Regions from separate parts of the Mus musculus genome. Here regions 1, 2, 4 and 5 are each linked to region 3. Evidence: chromatin loops called from intact Hi-C (ENCODE). Cell type or tissue: gastrocnemius. All regions are shown on one strand.

Region 1 (4,000 bases), 130 kb after region 3:
ATCTAAAGAAACACGAGTTGGAACACTTCTTAGGGAGAGGAAAAATCCTAGTAAGAACCCTTGTCATAGGGGGGTGGGGGACACGGGGGTGTCCCCACTCACTCAGAGGAGAAGGGGAAAGGATTGTGGGAGGGGGTGACAAGAAGGGGGGCAGTAAGTGGGAGTAAAGTGAATAAGTAAAAAAAAGAAAAAGAAAAAGAAAAAAAGAACCCTGGTCAGTTGCTAGTAAAGGACTTTGGAAAAGAATAGCTTCTAAAGCAGGTGTTTCTCAACCTGTGGTGGTGACCCCTTGCGGGGTGGGACGAAAGTGACCCTTTCATAGGGTCCCATACCACATATCCTGCATACCAGTTATTTATATTGTGATTCATAACAGTAGCAAAATTGCAGCTATAAAGTAGCAACAAAAATAATTTTATGGTTGGGGGGGAGTCACCACAATATGAGGAACTGTATTAAAGGGTCTCAGCATTAGGAAGGGTGAGAACCCCTGGACTAAAGTCTTTATGGATGTTAAGAAAGAAAAAAGAAAAAAATTAAAAGAGGTGGTAGACGTTGTAACAATTAAAACATCTTTGTTTCACTTTTCGACTTTTAAACAGAATCTTGAAAGGAGCTGTAAAAATGAAAGCCCCGCAGGCTGGGTGTGCAGGCTCTGGGCAAAGCAGGAAAGGGAGATTCGGAGTTAAAGCCAAGTGTCCAGTCTAAGTGTCCTTCCTAGCTTGACATCATCTGCCCCACCCTTGCAACCCAAGTTACATTTGGTATTATTAACTTGAATGCATTGTCACTGTAATTCACGTTGATGGAAAAGGCAGATAAAGGCATGAAAATATTAAAGGCGTTGGCGCTTAGAAGCCTCATTTCCCACTAATTGCAGAAACAATTTCTGTCTGAATTTCTAAGCAAGTAAGTCCCCAGGTGCTTCCTGACCGTTGAGAGGACCATTCTATTTCAGGACATCATTTCGCCTCCCTCACTCTTCCAATGTGCCCCTCCTGTATTACTGGACACTGGTTTGAAATCAGAGGCTTTTATTAGCAGGTTCCTCAGCCCTGTTGATTTGTCTCCTCTATCTGAAAGCACAATTTTGGACCTAGAATGGGAAGTTTCTTTTTGTTTTAACTGGTTTGGTTTGAGTTTTGCTGTTTGTTTTTCTTTGTTTTCCTCTTGGATGCCACCCAGACACCCCCCCCCCCATCCCAATGTGACTGTCTTTGAGTTTTGAGAGTGAGGGAGTTTGCTTTTAAAATAGCCATTTTTTTCAGTCAAGTGGTTATTTGAGGAATTATGACAACTGTCAACACTCTACACAACCCCCACCCTCAAGGTTGACTATAATCTAAAAGGCTATGGGGGAGGGGGCAGTGCTACTAGGATTGCCGATAATGCAATTTAATAGCAGCTTGAATCCCAAGTTCTAAAACTTGACTCATCCATTGGAACCTGGTTTCATCTGTAATGTTTCTACCTAGAAAACTCAAGTGAGGAGCTAAATGGACCGTTTGGTGCAGGTGGAACGCTTTGAGCCACTAAACTCACAAGCAAGCCAAATATCCCTTTGGGGGCAAGATCTAGATATAGTGTATAGCCACCCTCAGGCAAAGCTAATCCCCTTGCTGGATCACCTTTCAGTGGCAGGAAATTAATTTTGTGGTTCCTAGAACCGGGCTCCCATCTGGTGTCGGGAGGCTGGTACAAAGAAAGGCAGGGGGAGGAGAAACTTTTGCTATGGTTGTGTTTAGTCAGTGTTTCTGAAGTGAATTAATTGGTGACAACACTCTTACACATGAAACAAACCCCTTCCCAATCCCACCCTAGAGTTTCTCAAAGCAGCTAGTTTTCCAGAGCCACATGCCACAGCCGTTGATGTCCCTGGAGACTGGGATGAGTTTGTCACGGCTGGCTTCTTGCTAGTTTCTAAAGGCCCTGGCAGAGAATTGCACACTCCAGAGACCTCTGTTTGGGACTTGAAATTTAACTTTAAAGACACTTAATTAGCAACTTAACACAAGCTGATTTGCTCTCGGTAACAAATGTGTCATTTAAATATTAACTGTTTTCAAGAAAGCCTGGTAAAGGCTGGAGATGTGAAAGATAATAACTTATTTATGTCTGAAATATTGCTAGGACTACCCGCCTTTGAAAACCTTCTAACATGTCCCATGTGAGTACCCCGTCACCAAAAAAGTTCCAGGGGCAGGGATTTACTCCGTGTGTTTGTGCCCATAAACACACAGAACATTCATAAGCCCAGAGGCTTTAATACACTGTTGTTTGTGAGGGCAGAGACAACCTAACCGTCCACTGATGGGGACCAAGCCTGTCAACAAGTGTGTTCATGGGCTGGAATATGTAAAGAGCTGGGATCTGAGTAAGGACATGAAAAGCTATCCAGACCCCAAACAGCAAACCTGAGAAGCAAATTAAAGAGCAGAATGTATGTACGCATGATACTGCTTGTGTGTGCTTTTTAAAAAGTGATTAAAATTAGATGCTTCTATGACATTAGAACATTCTGAAATAGTTTTTTACAAATAGATAAGAGGTCCTAGGGGATGGAGTGGGGAAGGAGGTAGGCAGTCCCGTCCCTCCGTCATAGTGACTTGCTGAACTAGCTAGATATTTTTTTTAACCCCGAGTAGGTTGCTGTCAGAATAACTGAGAAACTAGCTAATAGAAGATTATATTTACTTTGGATTAACAGAAACAAGAGAGGTGCTTTGTTTGCAGACAGTGGCAGCCAGGTTCCCAACTCTGTTTGTAGGAGGTAAACGGTGGGGGCAGAGGGGTGGGTGTAGAAGAAGGTGTTAACCCATTCACTGTAGAGGAAAGCGGCGCCGTGCGCTCAGCGCAATGCGCATTTGGTGACATCTCCTCTGTAGCTGTGGCCTGACATAAGGACCCCACCCCACCCCCTGAGACCCGCAGGGCGCCTGGACGCCAGGAGGAGCTGCCACTCCCAGATGGCTGCAGAAAAAGAACGTCTTCTGCGTCAGCCGTCAGCCGGTGGCACCTCAGCCCTTCCCTCTGCTCAGCCAGGGCGAGCCCCAGACAGCGTAGCCCCCCCTCCTCCCCGCAGAAAGAATGGAGACCGGAGAGGAGATCTCTCTCTCTCTCTCTCTCTCTCTCTCTCTCTCTCTCTCTCTCTCTCTCTCTCTCTCTCTCTCTCACACACACACACACACACACAGCTTTCTCCCTGATTGATCCCTCTCCCTATCCAGTTCCTCGAAATAGCCAAAGCTGGCCCTAGTCCTCACCATGTTTGTAAATCAAGGTCGAATTGCTTCCAGGTTCTACTTGAGTTTTTGTGGGTGCTTTAACCAGACCAAGTTTTCGGTCCTAAGGCCTCATTAACCTACTAATTAAATGGCAAGTCTTTCAGAAGATCTGTAGCTTTTTTTTTTTTTTTTAAAGTTCTTCCAAATCTAAAATATTTACTCCTGGGCTCCCTAGCTGAAGTGTATCTCACGAAGCTGCTTTTTTGTTTTCAATAGTCATTTTGTTCCAAGAGGCTTCAGTGTACTGCCAACAAGTAAAGACTTGCTATCCACCCGCTGGCCTTAGAGAGAAGCCAGGGAGTTTAAAGAAAAAGTAATGCGTGTATCACCAGGTTCCCTCTGTCTGTCTCTGTCTGTCTGTCTGTCTGTCTGTCTGTCTGTCTCTCTCTCTCTCTACCTCTCTCTCTGTTTCATTCCTTTATAATAGCGTCTTAACTCGCATCCAAGATACTTAGGACATAAATGAAGAAAAAGACTGTGATTTGCTCGCCTGAACTGGGAGGCTAACTTTCAACAACAGTCTGTTTCTCCCAACCCGGCTCTTCTTGAAAAAAAACAAAACAAAACAACAACAACAAAAAACAGAATAGAACAGCAAACAGCAATCAGACCTTCAAGACTAACCTGAGTCCTCCCTCTCAGCCAGACTAAGAAATGTTATTAGAAACTTGAGGAAAAGGTACCCCGTTTTTCCTAAGTTGTGGGACTAATCTGGT
Region 2 (4,000 bases), 130 kb before region 3:
CTGTAAATATATTTTGAATCTGAGTCTTAGTTCTGGGAGCTTGGGCCTGGGAGGAAGAACTGGACCTAACTTCTACACAAACCCATGTTGTGACACTGTTGTGTTCTGAACTTCAGCAAAGCCACCTTTGGCCCTTGAACAAGTAAATTTGCGCCCCTGTGCCTGAGTTCCTTAGCTGTCTGTAAGGATGATTGCATTAGCTACCTCTTGAGATTGCTCGAGGATCAGATAAGCCAAAATATGGAAAGCACCAGAGCAGAGCTTGACCCAGGATGCCTTCCTTAGGAGATGCTATCAACTGTAGGTGTTGTTGTTATTATTATTGTAGGACACATTTCAGTGGGAGGAACCTCGATGGACACAAAGGAAGAACATATTCTCCCATGATCTGGGCTCCATATACAGCCCTGCTGATCTAGAGGTGACCGTCTTGGAGGGTCTACCTCAGAGCCAAATAACGACTTACTAGGGATAGGAAGGATGAAGAGAAGGGAAGACTCTTCGTCCTCTGTATCCTCCAGACAACGCTGACAGCTGCCATGCCCAGTCAGCTCCTTTGACATAGGTAAAATCATAACACTGGTAATGATGATAAGTCTCCCTAATAAAAACTCACTGATCCTATACGACTCTGATCGAGACACTGCTCCTACCCACTCTCTACACATGGTGAAAAGACACAGGGGAGTGAAGTCACTCTCCCAGGACCCTGTCCGTGGTGAGCAGTGCCGCTGGGCTTTGGGACCTGCACTGTGACACAAAGGGCACAGAAGGTGTCTGGAGGCAAGGAAGGCTGGAAATGAATCTCAACTGTCACATTCGCTTATCAACTGACTTAACAGGCAACGGCTTAATGTCTTAAATCATTACTCTGCGTCCCTGAAATTATGTGACGGTTAGTATCTCTAATAATACTAATGTTGCTATAATTCTTAATAGTGCTAGCAAATAGTGACACTATCCACCCTCTGTAGGAAGTGTTAAAGACTGATTGGGGAACTGTTTGTGCCCGGGCTAAGGGGTTTCTCAGTAAATGTTGGCTGTTTCCTAATAGTGTTGTATGTAACTGATCTGAGAGTCCTCAGTGTCTGAAGTAGGGTGTTTGCATAGTGAAATGTTTTATGTGTCTTCTTACACTCGCCCTGACTCGCCAGCAAGAACGATGCTGCAACAGGATCCTTCTGCACACATTTATTGGGAGAGCTTGATTGCAGAAGCAAAGAGACCCCAGCCCAGAACTGGTGCTATGCATGGGTTATGCTTACCACCTCATTTGCATGCCTACATCTGATTGGTAACTTCTCTCTCATCTGATTGGTTAACTTCTCTCTCATCCGATTGGTTAATTCTCAAAACCTCATCTTGGCAAAAAACTTTACTGCCTATGTATGCATGATGGCCAACGGTAGCCAGCACCACCCTGCAATGGCACATGTGGCTTCCCACAGTGTCTCTTCTGCTCTCCCCTGGGATTTGAGGAAGGGCCTGCTTCCTGGTCTAACATGACATAGTTCTGTCGATGTAACAAATGACTCATAAAATGAAGAGGTTTGGTATGGCTCATAGTTTCAACCCATTATCAGAGAGACCCATGGCTGTTAGGCCCCGGATCTGGTTTCTGGTTTGCCTTGGAGGTGTGTGGATAGCAGAGCAAACTATTCATCCCATGGCTAAGAAGCAAAGGAAGAAAAGGTGGGGATTAAACAGCCAGCTCAGATGACAAATTGCTTGCCTTGCAAGCATAAGAGACCAGAGTTTGATGTCAGAATCTACTTTTTAAAGAGCTGGACATGATGGCAAATAGTTGTAATCGCAGGGCTGGGGAGCAGAAACAAGCACTACCCTAGGCTTGTTAGCCAACTCGCTTAGCCTTCTTGTCCAGTTCCAGACCAGAAAAGATTCTGTCTCTAAACAAAAGAAAAGAGTGGATGGTACGAGAGAAATTATACTTAGTGAAAGTGTAGACTCTCTCTCCTCTCTCTCTCTCTCTCTCTCTCTCTCTCTCTCTCTCTCTCTCACACACACACACACACACACACACACACACACACACATGTGGGGGAGCATGGGATGGGGAGGGAGGGAGAGAAAGGGAGGGAGGAGGAGGGGAAAGGAAGGAGGGAGAAAGAGAGGAGGGAGGGAGGGAGAGACAGACAGAGAGAGAGAGAGAGAGAGAGAGAGAGAGAGAGAGAGAGAGAGACTGAAGGTCCTGCAATCTCCTTTAAAGGTGAGTCCTCAGGGACCTGGGAGGAGGACATTTGCCACCCAGATGGCAGGGGTTAAGCAAAAGCAGCCTCTTCCCAGGACACAGCAGCTGGCAGGCCCAGCCTGCACAGGCGTTTTTTTGTCAGAAGGCCCAGTTCTCATCTCCACCCTCAGAAAGCTGCCAAGCCTTCCTCGGGGTTAGGCCACCCTGACCTCCATCTGTGGGTAAAAGAGAAGGGCGCTCGCAACTCAAGAAGCCTCTGCTGTTGGATGCCAGGGCTTCTGCTCCTCAAGATGACAGCCCTGAAGCCAAAGCAGCTAGCAAAGTGATTCTGAACCATCGTCAACAACAAGAACGTTTCCACGAGATTGTGGCAACGGAGTCCATTTTACTGTTCCGATTCCAATCCTTTGAAAACCGAAGAGCTACTAATGACCACACCATGTGGGAATGGGGGGGGGGGAGTGGAGAGGGGTGCCTTGTTCTGCTATTGGATTGGGTCTAAAATATTTGGTCTCACCCTGTCAAAGAGTATTATTTGGCAAGAGGAATTTAAAGATCACACTGGCTTTTATCTGGATTTTTTTTATTTAATTTTTTTTTTTTTTTACTTATTCACTTTACATCCTACTCACTGCCCCTCCACAGCCTCCCACAATCCTTCCCTCCTCCCTCCTCCCTCCTCCCCTTCTTCTCTGAGCAGATGGTTATGCCCTGGGTTATCCCCTTACCCTGGCACTTCAAGTCTCTGCAAGGCTAGGCACTTCCTCTCTCACTGAAGCCAGAAAAGGCAGCCCAGCTAATAGAACATAACCTATGTATAGGCAACAGATTTTGGGATAGCACCCTCTCCAGTTGTTTGGACTCACATGAAGACCAAGCTGCACACCTGGTATATATGTGTGGGGAGGCCTACCTAGGTCCAGCCTGTTTATGTTCTTTGGTTGATGGCTCAGACTCTGACAGCCCCAAGGGTCCAGGTTGGTCTTCCTGTGGAATTCCTATCCCCTTCAGAGTCTGCAATCCTTGTTATTCTTCCATAAGAGTCCCCAAGCTCTGTCCACTGTTTGGCTGTGGGTATCTGTATAAAATAGTCATAAGATGAAGATGGAGGGAGTGAACTAGGAGGGAGGGATATAGGGAGGGGAATGGGGGATTCAGGATCAGGTGTGGGGAAAGACAGGAGAGATGGCCATGAAAATGAATGGAAATCTGCAACTGACCAGAGTGAGGAGGTGCAGGGCATCTCTAGGACAAGACAGAGACCTGGGATGAGGGATATGCCCAAGAAGCAGTGTAGGGTGACTTTAGCTGTGACTCACAACATTGGTGATATGGAACCGGAAAAGGCCACCTTCTGTAGCCAGACAGGAACCCCTTTGGAGAGATAGGGACATCAACCCACCCACAAAATTTTCAACCTAAAATGAATCCTGTTTACATGTAATACAGGCATGGGGAATGGAGGAGAGACTGAGGGAATGCCCAACCAATAACCAGCCCTACTTGAGACCTGTCCCAGGGGCAAGCACTAACTCCTAAGCCTATTAAGGATACTCTGTTATGCTTGCAGACAGGAGCAAGATGTCCTTTGAGAAGCTCCACCCAGCAGATGACTCAGACAAATATCTGGGAACTCTTAAATGGGGCCACCGTAGAAACGACTCCAGTGATTTAAGAATAGGCAGGCTTTAGTAGAGAAATACAGATCAGGGCTAAGAAGGGAACTGCCACTCAAAGTCCCTTTCCTTATGGGTAAAACAGAGACCAGCTCAGACAGAGAGAGGCTCTGCT
Region 3 (4,000 bases):
TAAACTCACTTATCTTTACTTAGTGATTCCAACTTAACTCAGTTACACAGAAAAATAATTTTTTTTTGGATACTATAAAGATCAAGATATGACCAGGAAGATTGCTCTCTCAATAGAGAGCTTGCCTTATAAACAGTGGCTCGCAACCTCCCTAATGCTGCGACCCTTTCAGACAGTTCCTCATGCTGTGGTGACCTCCCCCCAACTGTAAGATTATTTCATTGCTACTTCATAGCTGTAGTTTTGCAGCTGCTATGAATTGTAATATAAATATGCAACATTCAGGGTATCTGACCTGTGACCCCTGTGAAAGGCCCTTTCGGCTCCCAAAGAGATCTGGACCCACACGTTGGGAACTGCTGCTTATAAGCATGAAGCCCTGAAACAGATCTTCAGAACCACACAAAATGTCAGGACAGTGGCCTAGGCTTGGAATGCCGTTCCTGGGAGACAGAGACAAGGTATCCTGGCGCTTGCTAGCCTAATCCATGAGCACCAGGCCAATGAGAGACCCTGTATCAAAGAAGGTAGCAACTGTTCAGAAGTTGTCCTCTGGAGCACACATTAGTAATAGTAATAATAATAATAATAATAATAATAATAGGAGGAGGAGAGCTGGAGAGATGGCTCCATTGTTAAAAGCACTGGCTGTTTTTTCAGAGGAAACAGGTTCAATTCCCAGCATCCATATAGCAGTTAACAAGTATCTATAACTCCAATTCCAGGGGATCTGACACCTTCACACAGACATACATGCAGGTCAAATACCAAAGCACATAAAAAAAAATAATAAATATTAAGTGTCAAATCATTTAAAATGTTAAAATATTACAATATAACATTTCATTACATAACCTCAAAGCACTACCTAGAAACCAAAGATTGTTCCCAATAATTCATAGCACACACAGCCTGGACTGGAACCTAAATGTGAACACAATAGAAAGCTCATTTTTATCATGATTTTCAAATACATCCACACCAATTAAAAATATGCGGAAAAGAGTAATTTTAGCCTTTCATTGTTTAAAGAACAGTTTCTCAGAGAATTCCAGTTAGTGTTCGAAACAACAGTGCAATCATTAGAGTTTTCCAGCGATGGAATTGTGTGCAATCACAACCACAGCAATCAGAAACAGCCAGATTGCTAGAATGTCATAGGGGGGGGGGGGATGACAAGAGGACAACACTCTGGTCCACCTCTAGGATTCTGTAGAATAGTTCTGTAACTCAGTAACAGAATGCTGGGTTTATCGGAGTTCCGGTTCTGTTTCTACTATTAAAGGGCCACGTGAACTCACTCCATCTTAGTTCTCAACCCTATTTTCAGGGCAGCATGGATTATCCCCATTGCGTGAGTCTAAACAGGAATAGCATACAGTCTTTAAAATTTTTAAGGGCAGGCTTTTGTCTACAGGACGCCTTTGCAGAAGCGAGGTTTGAGTGAGGCTTCAGGTCCATGGCGGGAGAGGAGACGCTGGAGAGGCCAGGCCGGCTGTTGGTCATAGGGCTGATAGGGCCCAACACACACCAGTGCTAACACCTGGCTGCAAGCACGGAACCAAAACTCATCTCACACACTAAAACCCCCAGCAAGCTAGTACTGCTGTCTGGGCAAAGCTCTGCGGAGGCCGCTGGAAGAAAGGCGAGTTTCCCGGTATTCCCGAAGCAGTGCCAGTGTTTGTGCAAAGCTCACGTTTCACTCCGGCTTGGGATGGAATGGAGTTTGTTTCCTCAACAGAGTCGAGTTGCCCTGGTTTTGATGGGGTGAGGGCATGTCGATCGCTTCACGGGGTTGCCTTTCCTAATTGCACACAGGCAAACACTCACTCTTCGAAGGGTGCTGTCACCCTCGCGGTGGCAGTGGCGGTGGCGGTGGCGGCGGGGAAAGTCTGCACCCTGGAGCGGGGACGCTGCCTCCGGCTGCAGCCCCCTTAGTCTTAGCCTTATCGCGGCACACACCAGTTCCTAGAGAAGAGATTCCGAGAAAAAACCCCGGGTTCCCTAGAAACATTAAATTAACACAAGGGATCTGGAAACGAAACAGCAGATGCCTGAAAGCCTTCCCCCTTGCTGGTTTCCTGCCTTCTCGGAAAATCTTTGCGTTAAAATAGATTGGATTACCCGACTCGGCCAGATGCAGCTCTAGACCTGCTGAAAGTGCACAGGAAAGCAAGCCGTGTGCCATCTTTTAGAAAGATTTTTTTTTCTTTCCCAGGTGGTAGAAAACTGCCTTCGGGTTGTTGGTATTAGCAAGGACTGGAGGCTGAGTTGCTTGAGTCCCGATAGAAACTTTCCCCAACTCCGACTTGCAAATCTGATAACCCGAGAATGCAACAGAGTAGGGTAAGCGCAAGACTTGCCTTAGTTCCGAGCCTAGGAATAGGATGCCTCGTCCCCTTTTTACTAAGAAGAAAATGTCTGTTTTATTCTGGAATCTACCTTGACCAAAACTATGAAACCAGAATAAAGCTAACAGCATTTCCTGGGAGTCACAGAGGTTGAAGGCATTCTGTCAGGCTTCTCATCAGAATCTCAGAAAATAACTATCTCAGAAAGTAACAAACTAACCCCCCAGGAACCCTGTCTGCATCATCTCGTACTCTCTAAATTCAAGCTACAACTGATAACCACACATCTGAAAAGCAGTCAGCCGTGGGCGCCTAAGTATATTCCATTTCTGAGGCATCTTCCACACACAAATTATTTTTGGTAGCTGAGAATCAGATGCAAAGCTTCCTATGAGCCTTAAGAATTTTAAAGAAGAAATACAGTTTTGACTGTAGCTTCCTTCCTTGATACATTTCACTGGTTTCTTTTGGTAATCCTTACAGAGGGGCTCAAGATCCTTAGGCTCTGTTTTTAACACCGGCCCTTGTTTCTAGTGAATCAGATCATAACCTGTAGTTATAAAAGGATTCTGTGCTTAGCCTGGGCTTGGGTGCTCTGGGTGGAGGAACACATTTCAAAATCCTCTAAACAAAAAGACATGTCTTTGCCTACGCATAAGAACAACAGAACCTATTGTAAAACCCTCAGGCGGACAAAATTACCTCCCCAGAAGCCGCTCTGGGTACTCCTGCATAGAGTATGGAGGAAAAGACAAAGGACAGTTTCATATGGACTTCCCCTCTTCCAACTTTACCGCAGGCCTCAAGAAAGGCAAGGAGGACTCTAAACTGTTTATAAGAAAGCAAAGAAAAATGTTGTAAGGATTACTTGGCTAGCAGGCCACAGGCAAAGCTGGAAGCAGCAGACAGCAGCCGGCAGGCAGAGAGCCGCTTAAAACCGAAAGTCCAACTGCTTTGAGCAGGTAGACTCTCATACAACAAAATTATCAGAGGAACATCCCTCCGAGCAAAGATGCTGCTTGCTTTGTATCTCGCTGTTAGGAAAGGGAGCCCAGTCACACAAAACTGCTACAGTAATCATAAATAGCCCAGCAATGCTAGTCTGTGGCTGCTTTTTTGTATTCTTTAATGACAAGTGAATTTCCAAATGATTATGAGTGACCACATGTGACATTTTTCCAGTTGGGTCTTTCACCACAAAAGCATGCCTGTCACTAAGACACAGTCTTATATGCTAAGAACAAACTGTATATTGCTCTCATGTGTCACAGGAACAAAACTGATGGCAAAAGGTCACCCGGACTCTTTTAAAAATATTTCATAATTTGAAAGTAAACCACAATATGGAATCCTATGGGAAAGCAACACATCTAATAAGCTCCTTCAAAATTAAAAAAAGAAAAGAATATTAACATCAAAGAAAAGTGCCAGCAGCTTAAAAGCCACAATGTCTTTCCTGTGGCTGGATGGGGCCTCATTCCTGGGCGTTTATCACACTTAACTGAATTTTTTTTCAAGGAAGAAAACACTTAGATATTGAAAAGCAGTTATTTCCCCTTGACCATCTAATTCCAACTCATCAAATTAAATATCTAGAAATCACCTGGTCTCCTTCAGCAGATGTTGGGGTTTTTTGTTTTTGTTTTTGT
Region 4 (4,000 bases), 180 kb before region 3:
TAGCTGCTTGCCTATGAGCTTCGGAAGAGGCCCTGTTACTCAGACTCTGTTAATAGAAACTTCCCGTGAACCATGGGGGTGGGTGAGTGGGAGGGGACTGTCCCAAGCTTCCTGCACAACTGGTCTTAAATGTACCATTCATGGTTCTTTGAAATAGACAGGGACAGATGGCCACTCATCCGGAGCAGGACAACAAGGGTAAACTGGGTGGGAGCAGCAGAAAGAATGAATTATGTTTAGCCTGAATAACTGAGGCATGAGACGAGGGTCATGGTGTGGCACCTGTCCCCAAATATCTTAAGAATCGTCCCTTTAGAATGTTCTGGGTGGTTCCCTTGGTAGGGGAGTTTTCCTGAAGTTATGGCATGACACTGAGGCAGATGGGATTAGAGAGAGGTCTTCATAAGCTTGTCCTTATGACCACACACCCTTCCTAGCAGACACCATTTGAGAATGGCTTGGCGTCATTCACCCTTCAGTATGAATATATGGCTTAGGCTCTCTACAGAAGGAAGGGAGCATTAGAAGAGGCTGACGACTTTCCTCCCAGCGACCTCCTCCCTTCTCAGTCCCTGTTCTCCACACCCATTATTCTCTCTCCTCCCCACCCATGACGAAACTTTCCTAATAAGCTACCTCAGTGTCGCTTTAAGAAGCCGAATAGTCTAAACTCTTCAAGAGCCGCTTTAGTAAAGGAAATGTACAGCCTAAGGCAAGAGAAATCTGGGGGTGTCGACCAATGAGGTGACTTTGGTCAAAACTCCCTTTCTGAGCTCCAGTTTCTTCAAACAAGAGGATTTAAAATTCCTTCCTGGTTCTATACTTCTGTGACAAAACATTAATTTAAGGTAGTTCACCTTTTTTTTTTTTTTTTAAGGAAGCTATCCAAGACTTTCTTCTTGCAAGACTCTGCTGCCACTCACCGATGTGCCCACACTGCCCTCCTCTATTGATTGAGCTCCCACTTCTCTTTTCTTCCCATTATCTGGGTAATCTTTCTTTCTTCCTGTTCCTCTTGAGTAAGTGCCACCCATCCTCCGAGGTTCTTTTGAAGGCTAATGTATTTGCTGTTTATATGCTGACTAATGGATGAGACTGAAGTGTGTGTGGCAGGAAGCGAGTCCCTTGCTCTCAAACCTGCCTTTCTGCTTAGTAAGTATTGGTTAATTGCTGGCACAGTTGAGAGGCTCAATCTGTAGTGGCAGATCTGAGCAGCATCACAGTTGGTAACGGTGCTAGGAGATCAGCAGACAGCTACGTTTTTCCCCTTCCCAGTCACATAGAAAAGATTGGCCTTGACAGACCTCTATCCGGGCAAGTATATTAGGGCATAATGTGGCACTCCAGAATAGTGGAAAAGACTCAGTTCTGTTTAAACATATTTTATCTCATCACCATTCAGTCTGCAAATACTCACTGTGCAATGACCCTGTACCAGGCGCTCTGCTAAGTACTTTACATAAGTCACCTTGCTTGACGTTCATCATAAATCCCATTAGGTTGTTAATATTAGGTTCCTACTGACGCGTGGGGACACAGATACGCAGGGGAGTTAAATAACTTGCCTAGGGTCACTAGAAAACAACAACAAAGCCAAGAAGAGTCCATCCCAGGCTGCCTGATTGCTAGAAGCTGAGTGCTGACCCAGGCTTCCAGCCATGCCTTCAATAAGTACAGGCTCCTCCTTCCATCCTAGAAACCAGGAGAGACTATTTAGAAGACAGGTTATTGGGATTCACAGAAGCCCTACAGACAAACACAAGCTGTCATGGAGCACACAGCAGGCCATGGGAAGGCTCCCGGGATGTCACATGCATGTGGTATTTCCTACAACAAGCTGAGGAAGGCCAATGATGCAGGGCTCTCCATACCAAGGTCATGAAAGAACCCACAAAGTGAACGGCCGTGGGAAGGGCGTGACTGTGTATTATAAAGACAGATAGGGAGTCGGCAGAGGAGGGAGACTGGGGTGTCTCACTGGGGTTCCAGAACAATGGTACTGACTGTATGCCAGGGTGGCAGGGTTCTACGAAGAGAAGAATGATGTAGTAATCCGACGTATGCATCAGGGAGCTAACTCAGTTTGTAGTTTGAAGTTAAATGAAGTGGGTGGGGTAGGGTGCATATGCCTCTAAACCAGCACAGAGAAGGCAGGGTACACTCAGAGCCAGCCTGGACTTCATAAAAAGATTCCGCCAAGAAAGAAAGGGGGGAATGTGTAGCAGGCTCCTCCCTTTCCAGCAGAACCCAGGGCTTGTTCAGCATTCTCTTCTCACAACCATGGCTGTTAATAAGAATCTTCCGAGATGTTCTGGAGAGGTTTTCTCCCTCCTGCGTGAAGCCTGACAGGACAGATGGCTGTCCTGTCTCTGACTACGCCGAGTACAGCACTCAGAAGGGATCAGGTGGACTAGCTGGAGGATGAAGCTGCCACTTGGGGGAGTTTGAGGCTAAGAGATGCAGAGGGCTCAGTGTAACCATGGCTGACAGACGCGCTTCGGCCCTGAAGCAGCAGATCCTTGGAAGGAAACTGCTCGTTGGTTTGCTGACTTGCTATTTTCTTTTAGGATTGTTGCTTCTGGCAAACCTAGGCAGAAGGCTCGCTGCCACCACACCAAAGCTGGTTTCTGGCTTTTGTCTGGAGACATCTCCTCTCAGTCCTGCCACTCTCATCCTCCCTGTGTGGGACACACACGAGCTTTCAACATGCCCACAAACCCCTCGGTTTCCAATTGAGTTCAACACCAGTAAGCTTCGGATTGGGTGGGGGCAGACTAGTGAATTTAGAGTGCTGAGTTCCTGTTACCTGGGAACCTGCCTATGGTTACCGTATAACTCTAATTTTTTCAAAGTCTATTTTTAATGATGGTTATTAAATGCTTTAACCTCCCTTTCAACCCACCAACCCACCATAGGCAGTGGAAAAGAAAGGATACAAAGGCAGTGGACCTGTTTAGAGGGGTTCTTTGGAGCAACTCCCATCTGTGTCGTCTGGAAATTGACAGTTCTGTTCACAGGTTAGCTACAGCAGCCTGATCCACTCACAGGCACTTTAACTGAGACACCAGCAGACCAGTTCAGTAAAGTTAGAGTTAGCAAACAGGAATCAGCAGCGGTGGCATGACCTAGCAGAGACAGCCAGGCCTCAGCCTTGGCACAAGTCAGTAGGAGGGATGGCAGAAGTTCTTGGCTGTGCCTCTCTCAGCAAAGTGAAGATCAGTGAAGACAGTGGAGACACAAGACCAACAAGCATTGCACAGCTAGCTCTATAAGCAAGCCTAGCTCAGCCTCCATCACTGTCCATTGAGTCCTTTTTATACTCCCTGCAAATATGTGTCCTCCACAGGTCTCGCCTCAGCACATGTGTCTGTCTCAGCTGACACCACTCTGCCAATCAGCCCAAGTCCTTGGAATTGGCAAGAAACTGCAGCACACCACCCAAAGTTTTTCGGCATGTTTCTCTCTATGGAGTCTTGACAAATGCAGCTCAACTACACAAAGGAAGGTGGACCAATACATGCTTTGCTAGTGAGGAATCCTTCATCATATGTCCTTTCACCTTCTTGCTTTAGCAGAACGTTCTTTTTCATGTGTCCACTTCAGCTAAACATTCCTTCACATGTTTGCCCCAGCAAAACACCATCCAACCGACTTTCCGAAGAACTCTTACGTTTCCACTTCACTACAATCCTTATGGAAACTCTCTAACTCCTATAAAGCAATCCATTCCCCAAGCCTCTAGATTCCAGAAAATGCTCCCTGCTGTTGCTCCTTGTCTAACGTGGGGAAACCCTGCATCCCACTCCTTCACTGATCATGCCTGGGTAACTATCAGCTCTCTGGTTTTCTAGAACCCCACCTTGAGTCTACTTCTCTGTTGTGTTGGGATTTCAGCAGGGCTTGTTCATGGTGCTCATCTGGGGCATTTGAAAAACAGATGCCAGGGCAAACTTTAATAAGTAAGCACAGTCAAACCGCAACCCCAAGAAGCCAATCGGGG
Region 5 (4,000 bases), 150 kb after region 3:
TTTCAGAAGCCAGATTTTTTAAGACTCAAATTGTTTTCGAGCTATTGGGAGAAAATATAAATTTCTCTTCTTTGCTTTCAGATGTAGGGTGCTTTCCGCATTGCGGGGAGCAGGCTGCACTCGGCCCAGGCTACCCCCCACCCCCAGCAGCTGCGATTCATACAGTCTGAACTTGGCTGCCATCAACCCGGGCTGCGGCAGAGGCGGCTGTGCTCTCGGGAGCGCTCACAGCCCAGACAGGAGGCAGCACAGCCCACTGGCCGCCCGCGCACCGGGCCAGTTAAGAGAGGCGCTGGCCGCTTTTCTCCCACGCCGGAGCGAGCGGGAGCTCCGGCTGAAAGCAGCCTAGGCTCCAAGGTGCTGGGGGAACATTTCCAAAATGAGCCCAGCTCGCTCCCGGCCCTTGCCCAAGCCTCAGCGTCCCTCCACTTTGCTTTTGTGGTCACCTAAGATCCGGGCATCCCTCTCTGCGGTTCCCCGAGCGGAGACCGGACGCGAGGAGTAGTAGTTCCATCGCTTTCAGTGCCCCCAACCTGGGCCCGCGTCCCAGCCGCGCTCTCCGCCACCGCCTTGGGTAGGGTGGGGATGGGGACGCCCCGTTTCGCACTCCTCGCCAGCCGCCAGCTCCCTACCTGTTTGACTGAGCTCGCGCAGGGCTTTCGCCAGACGCGCCGCCTCGGGGGACTGTTCCTCCGGCAACCCCGCGGTCCCCCACTGGCTCCGCGTCCTGTCCGCTCCATTCCCGGAGGGCTCCAGGCACCGCAGGGTCATGGGAGATGAGTCAACACGTCCCAGACAGCTGGTCGCCCGAGCTGGGGCCAGTGGACCTCGCGTGCTGCCTGGAAGTCACAGGGTACCCCAAAACGAGAGTGTGCAGGGTGTCCGAAATGGTGGCGGAGGGGGAGGGGACTGGAAGCGGCTGGTTCTTTTTCTCCAAATTCCGGCAGAATGGTGTGGCAAAGTCTCTCGCAGACACTGTCACCCACAGATCGCCTGTGAAGAAACAATGGAACAGAGATTGGGTCAGTCTGGGCTGAACCCCTACGGCCGAGGTGGGGGTGGGTAAACAGACACGTGGAAAATCCCAGGGACTCCTCCGCCTGCGTGTTCTGTACCATTTAACCCCGAGCATCCAGCTAACGCCCTGCCCAACTCTGGGGAAAGACGGGTAAAAAGGGCAGAGATCCAAGACACTAAAGTTGGCCGGAGTAGAGGGGTGAGGAGGGAGACAGGATGAGAGTAAACAAGGTGTTTTCCCGCCGAAGAACTGTGTGCTGGAATTACACACAGGCAGCCCAGGAAACAGTCACCTGCGGGTCCGGATGGATAGGCCTTTGTCATGGGCAAGTGGGGGGTGGGGGTGGGGGGGAAAACATTACACAAAGAACCGGGCAGTTCTCTGCACTTGGCATTTCCATCTTACATTTCGAGCAGCCCCAGGGCCCTTGGGAGGATGCATCCGGCAAAACCTGGTTCCACGCCCTAAAGCGCCGCAGGGCTCCTGGGTCGCCAGCCGAGGGTGCTGCGGTGCGCTAGCGGCGCGCCAGCCGCTGCATCCCTGCCTCGGAGGCGGCCTCACCCCCACTCCTGCCGCTTCCTGGAGCACGCTCCAGACGAGGATGGGGGGCTCAGCGGCGGTCGCTCCAAAACGCGGACCGCGGCTCCTGCGGCTGCCGCCGCGGGCGCTGTCGAGGAATCGGCCGGAGCGTGCAGCCCCCGCCGGAGCTCCAAATGAGGCCGGGGCTGAGCCCGCAACAGCGAGCGCAGCGGGCCATGCCATCAACTGGGACTGAGGTCTTACCTCCACCGCCGCGACTGCCGCCTCCGCACTAGGCAGCCTCCCCAGCGGACAAGGGGCGGGGGAGCCAGGGGGCAAGGAGGGGTGTCCGTCTGAGTTCCCCGGGTGACGTTTATTTGTGGAAGGAGATGCCTGGGGATGCAATCGGCTCTGCGCTCAGTAAAAGCAACCGAGTTTTTCTGCGCCAAAGGCAGACAAAAATCCCAGGGATCGTCGCCTAGCTTCCCCCCCCCCTCTCCGCCCCAGGCTGACACCCCTGCTCGCCAGTGCCGGGTTTCCCTCCAGTTGAAGCGGAGGAGATGGGAGAAAGAGAAGGGGTGGGGTGGGGGAGCAAGGGCGGAGGCTGGCGGGGAGGAGCGGGAGATCAGGTTATTAGGATTATAAATTTGGGTAGCAGTTGTTGGGGGGTGGGGGTGCTCGGAAAATTTCCCGAGACCGAGAAGGAACCCGGGAGAGAGGAGGCAGTTGAGTCCGGATGGGGCAGAGCCCCGACTTGAACTCTCCCGGGGCGCCCTAAACTGCGGACGCCCAGGCGGTCCGCCGCCGCCCCCGTGCTCGCACCCCGCCGCCCTCCCGGCCACTGTCCCCCCGGGCGGAACCTTCGGGCTTCGCGAGCGGTACCTGCCGCAAGCTTCCGGGCTCCGGGCACAAGGGATCTTGAGGGCGCGCGCCTGGAGTCCCGGCGCGCACTGTCCGAGACCCGCGCAGCGTTGGCGGCTGCGGGAGGAAAGGCTCATGCTTCAGGGGGGAAGCCCAAGGCCCGGGAGCCGCAGAGGCGGCGAGACTTGGCAAGAGTTAACCGTCTGTCCCCGGAGCCGAGTGTGCGCGCGACTTCCCAGCCCGACGCGCCTCCCTCGCTCCCCGCCTCCCGCCCCTCGCGCCCCGCCCGGCCGCGGCGGAGGCCGCTTTCCAGGAACTTTCCAGGAATCCGCCTCACGTGACCGCAGCCCCCGCCAGCGCTTTAAAGAGGCCCCGGCCGCTAATGCGCAGGCTTCAAGGGAGCCGGGTGGAGAGAGCCGGTGCGGGTGCTGGTGCTGGTGGCTGCGGGGTGGAAGCCTGCGACTCCGCCCTCCTCTGACCCTGCACCTCGGGGTGCTCGGGAACAAGGAGAAGTCCCCAGCCAATGCCTATTAAGCCACCAGTACCTGCCCCTGTGTCTGCAACAGCTGAGCACCTCGGTCCCGCGAATAGCAGCCCCTCTTCTCCCCAGCCCTCCACGTAGGAGGGAACCTTTAGGCCAGCCATCCACCCCGCTGTGCGCCTGCCAGACGCGACCCTCCTCTCCTCCATGTGGGATGCAGGACCAGCGTGCGGGAAGGGGGCGGGGCTCAGATGTCCGTCCCTCCCTCTCTAAGACACACACAGAGCTAGAGCTAGCACGCCACTGCCCAGGTCGACTACCACTCCCGGGCACCTCGGGAAGCGAACCAGAGACTGTCCCCTCCGCCAGCATCCTAGAAGGCCAGGAAAGAGACGAGCTGAGCGCCTCCTTAAAGCTGCGCAGACTGCCCTCAATCCCTCCCCCCTGGAGCTCCAACTGGTAGTCCCCTGCATCAGCCTTGCCCAGCTTCTCCTTTCCTCCTCAGCTCAACTCCTGCTTGCCCTTCGGGAGACCCACCCTGGCCACCCTACAGAGGAGGTGCCCTTACCTGTGCCCGGGTGGGGTGCGGGGTCACAGGCCTGGTGCGTTTGTCTCTGTGAATCCTTGCAAAGCCAGGGACCCGGAGTTCGTATTGATCCCAGTACTTCTTTCCTATTGGGACCCTCACCTCCCACTCTGTAAGAGGCCACCTAGCCTCCGCGCCGGCATCCAGGCACGCCGGCTCCTGAAACGTGACCCACTTTGAATGTGACCTACTTTTTTTTTTTTTAACAGAAAAACAAAAACAAAAAAAAAACACTCATGGGAAAACCGGATTCGAAATTTCGATAACCATTTTTCTTTGAAATACTGTTCTGTTGCCCCACTGCTCAAAAGCTTGAAAGGTCAATGGCCACTTTTAGTTGAAGCTGTGTCTATGGGGAAGTTGGGCAAGGGTGGCCAGGAGAGGTTGAGAGAGGCGCGGCTTCCAAGCCTTGCCTGGTGCCCCGCCTGCCGGCCCTGGAAGGAAACACAACACGACCGGCCAATTCCAAGGCCCCGAACCAATTTTTATCCACAGTAATTTTTTTCCTCTTAAATAATTCTATGCACTTACAGAA

Evidence for each region. Peaks named below come from ENCODE experiments on the same cell type or tissue, not always from the same donor. Only the 100,000 strongest peaks of a DNase experiment are listed, where the experiment ranks them.
Region 1: it touches region 3 in a loop (2.9-fold over the local background); 4 of 42 quality-filtered maps call a loop at or near these places.
Region 2: it touches region 3 in a loop (3-fold over the local background); 5 of 42 quality-filtered maps call a loop at or near these places.
Region 4: it touches region 3 in a loop (2.3-fold over the local background); 2 of 42 quality-filtered maps call a loop at or near these places.
Region 5: a loop joins it to region 3, with 6 times the contacts of the local background. A loop is called at or near these places in 17 of 42 quality-filtered maps.

Annotation. Positions count from the first base shown.
Region 1 is chr10:95,395,777-95,399,776 of GRCm38, forward strand. It overlaps a transcript of Socs2 not described here. Among named protein-coding and RNA genes, the nearest start is that of Gm33230, 16 kb to the right of the region's middle. In gastrocnemius, CTCF peaks have their summits at 1,702 and 1,904; a DNase peak (open chromatin) is centred at 2,956; H3K4me3 peaks cover 2,868 bases; H3K27ac peaks cover 4,000 bases.
Region 2 is chr10:95,137,457-95,141,456 of GRCm38, forward strand. The region is part of intron 2 of Gm29684 (predicted gene, 29684); the gene reads right to left. Among named protein-coding and RNA genes, the nearest start is that of Gm29684, 6.4 kb to the right of the region's middle. In gastrocnemius, no CTCF peak of the experiment used is centred here; DNase peaks (open chromatin) are centred at 2,349 and 2,905; H3K4me3 peaks cover 585 bases; H3K27ac peaks cover 2,850 bases.
Region 3 is chr10:95,263,062-95,267,061 of GRCm38, forward strand. All of the region lies in intron 2 of Cradd (CASP2 and RIPK1 domain containing adaptor with death domain), which reads right to left. Among named protein-coding and RNA genes, the nearest start is that of Cradd, 59 kb to the right of the region's middle. In gastrocnemius, no CTCF peak of the experiment used is centred here; a DNase peak (open chromatin) is centred at 1,809; H3K4me3 peaks cover 4,000 bases; H3K27ac peaks cover 4,000 bases.
Region 4 is chr10:95,085,898-95,089,897 of GRCm38, forward strand. No RefSeq gene overlaps it. Among named protein-coding and RNA genes, the nearest start is that of Gm29684, 58 kb to the right of the region's middle. In gastrocnemius, a CTCF peak has its summit at 2,440; a DNase peak (open chromatin) is centred at 2,433; H3K4me3 peaks cover 249 bases; H3K27ac peaks cover 822 bases.
Region 5 is chr10:95,414,199-95,418,198 of GRCm38, forward strand. It overlaps Socs2 (suppressor of cytokine signaling 2), which reads right to left and starts at 2,659. Exons shown (of 3, transcript NM_007706.4): 1 at 2,420-2,659; 2 at 633-993. The coding sequence starts at 771. It overlaps Gm33230 (a long non-coding RNA gene), which reads left to right. Exons shown (of 2, transcript XR_380696.3): 2 at 82-405. 5730420D15Rik (RIKEN cDNA 5730420D15 gene) reads left to right here and starts at 3,177. Exons shown (of 5, transcript NR_045339.1): 1 at 3,177-3,481. In gastrocnemius, CTCF peaks have their summits at 267 and 1,508 (motif pointing right); DNase peaks (open chromatin) are centred at 291, 566, 975, 1,644 and 4 more places; H3K4me3 peaks cover 4,000 bases; H3K27ac peaks cover 4,000 bases.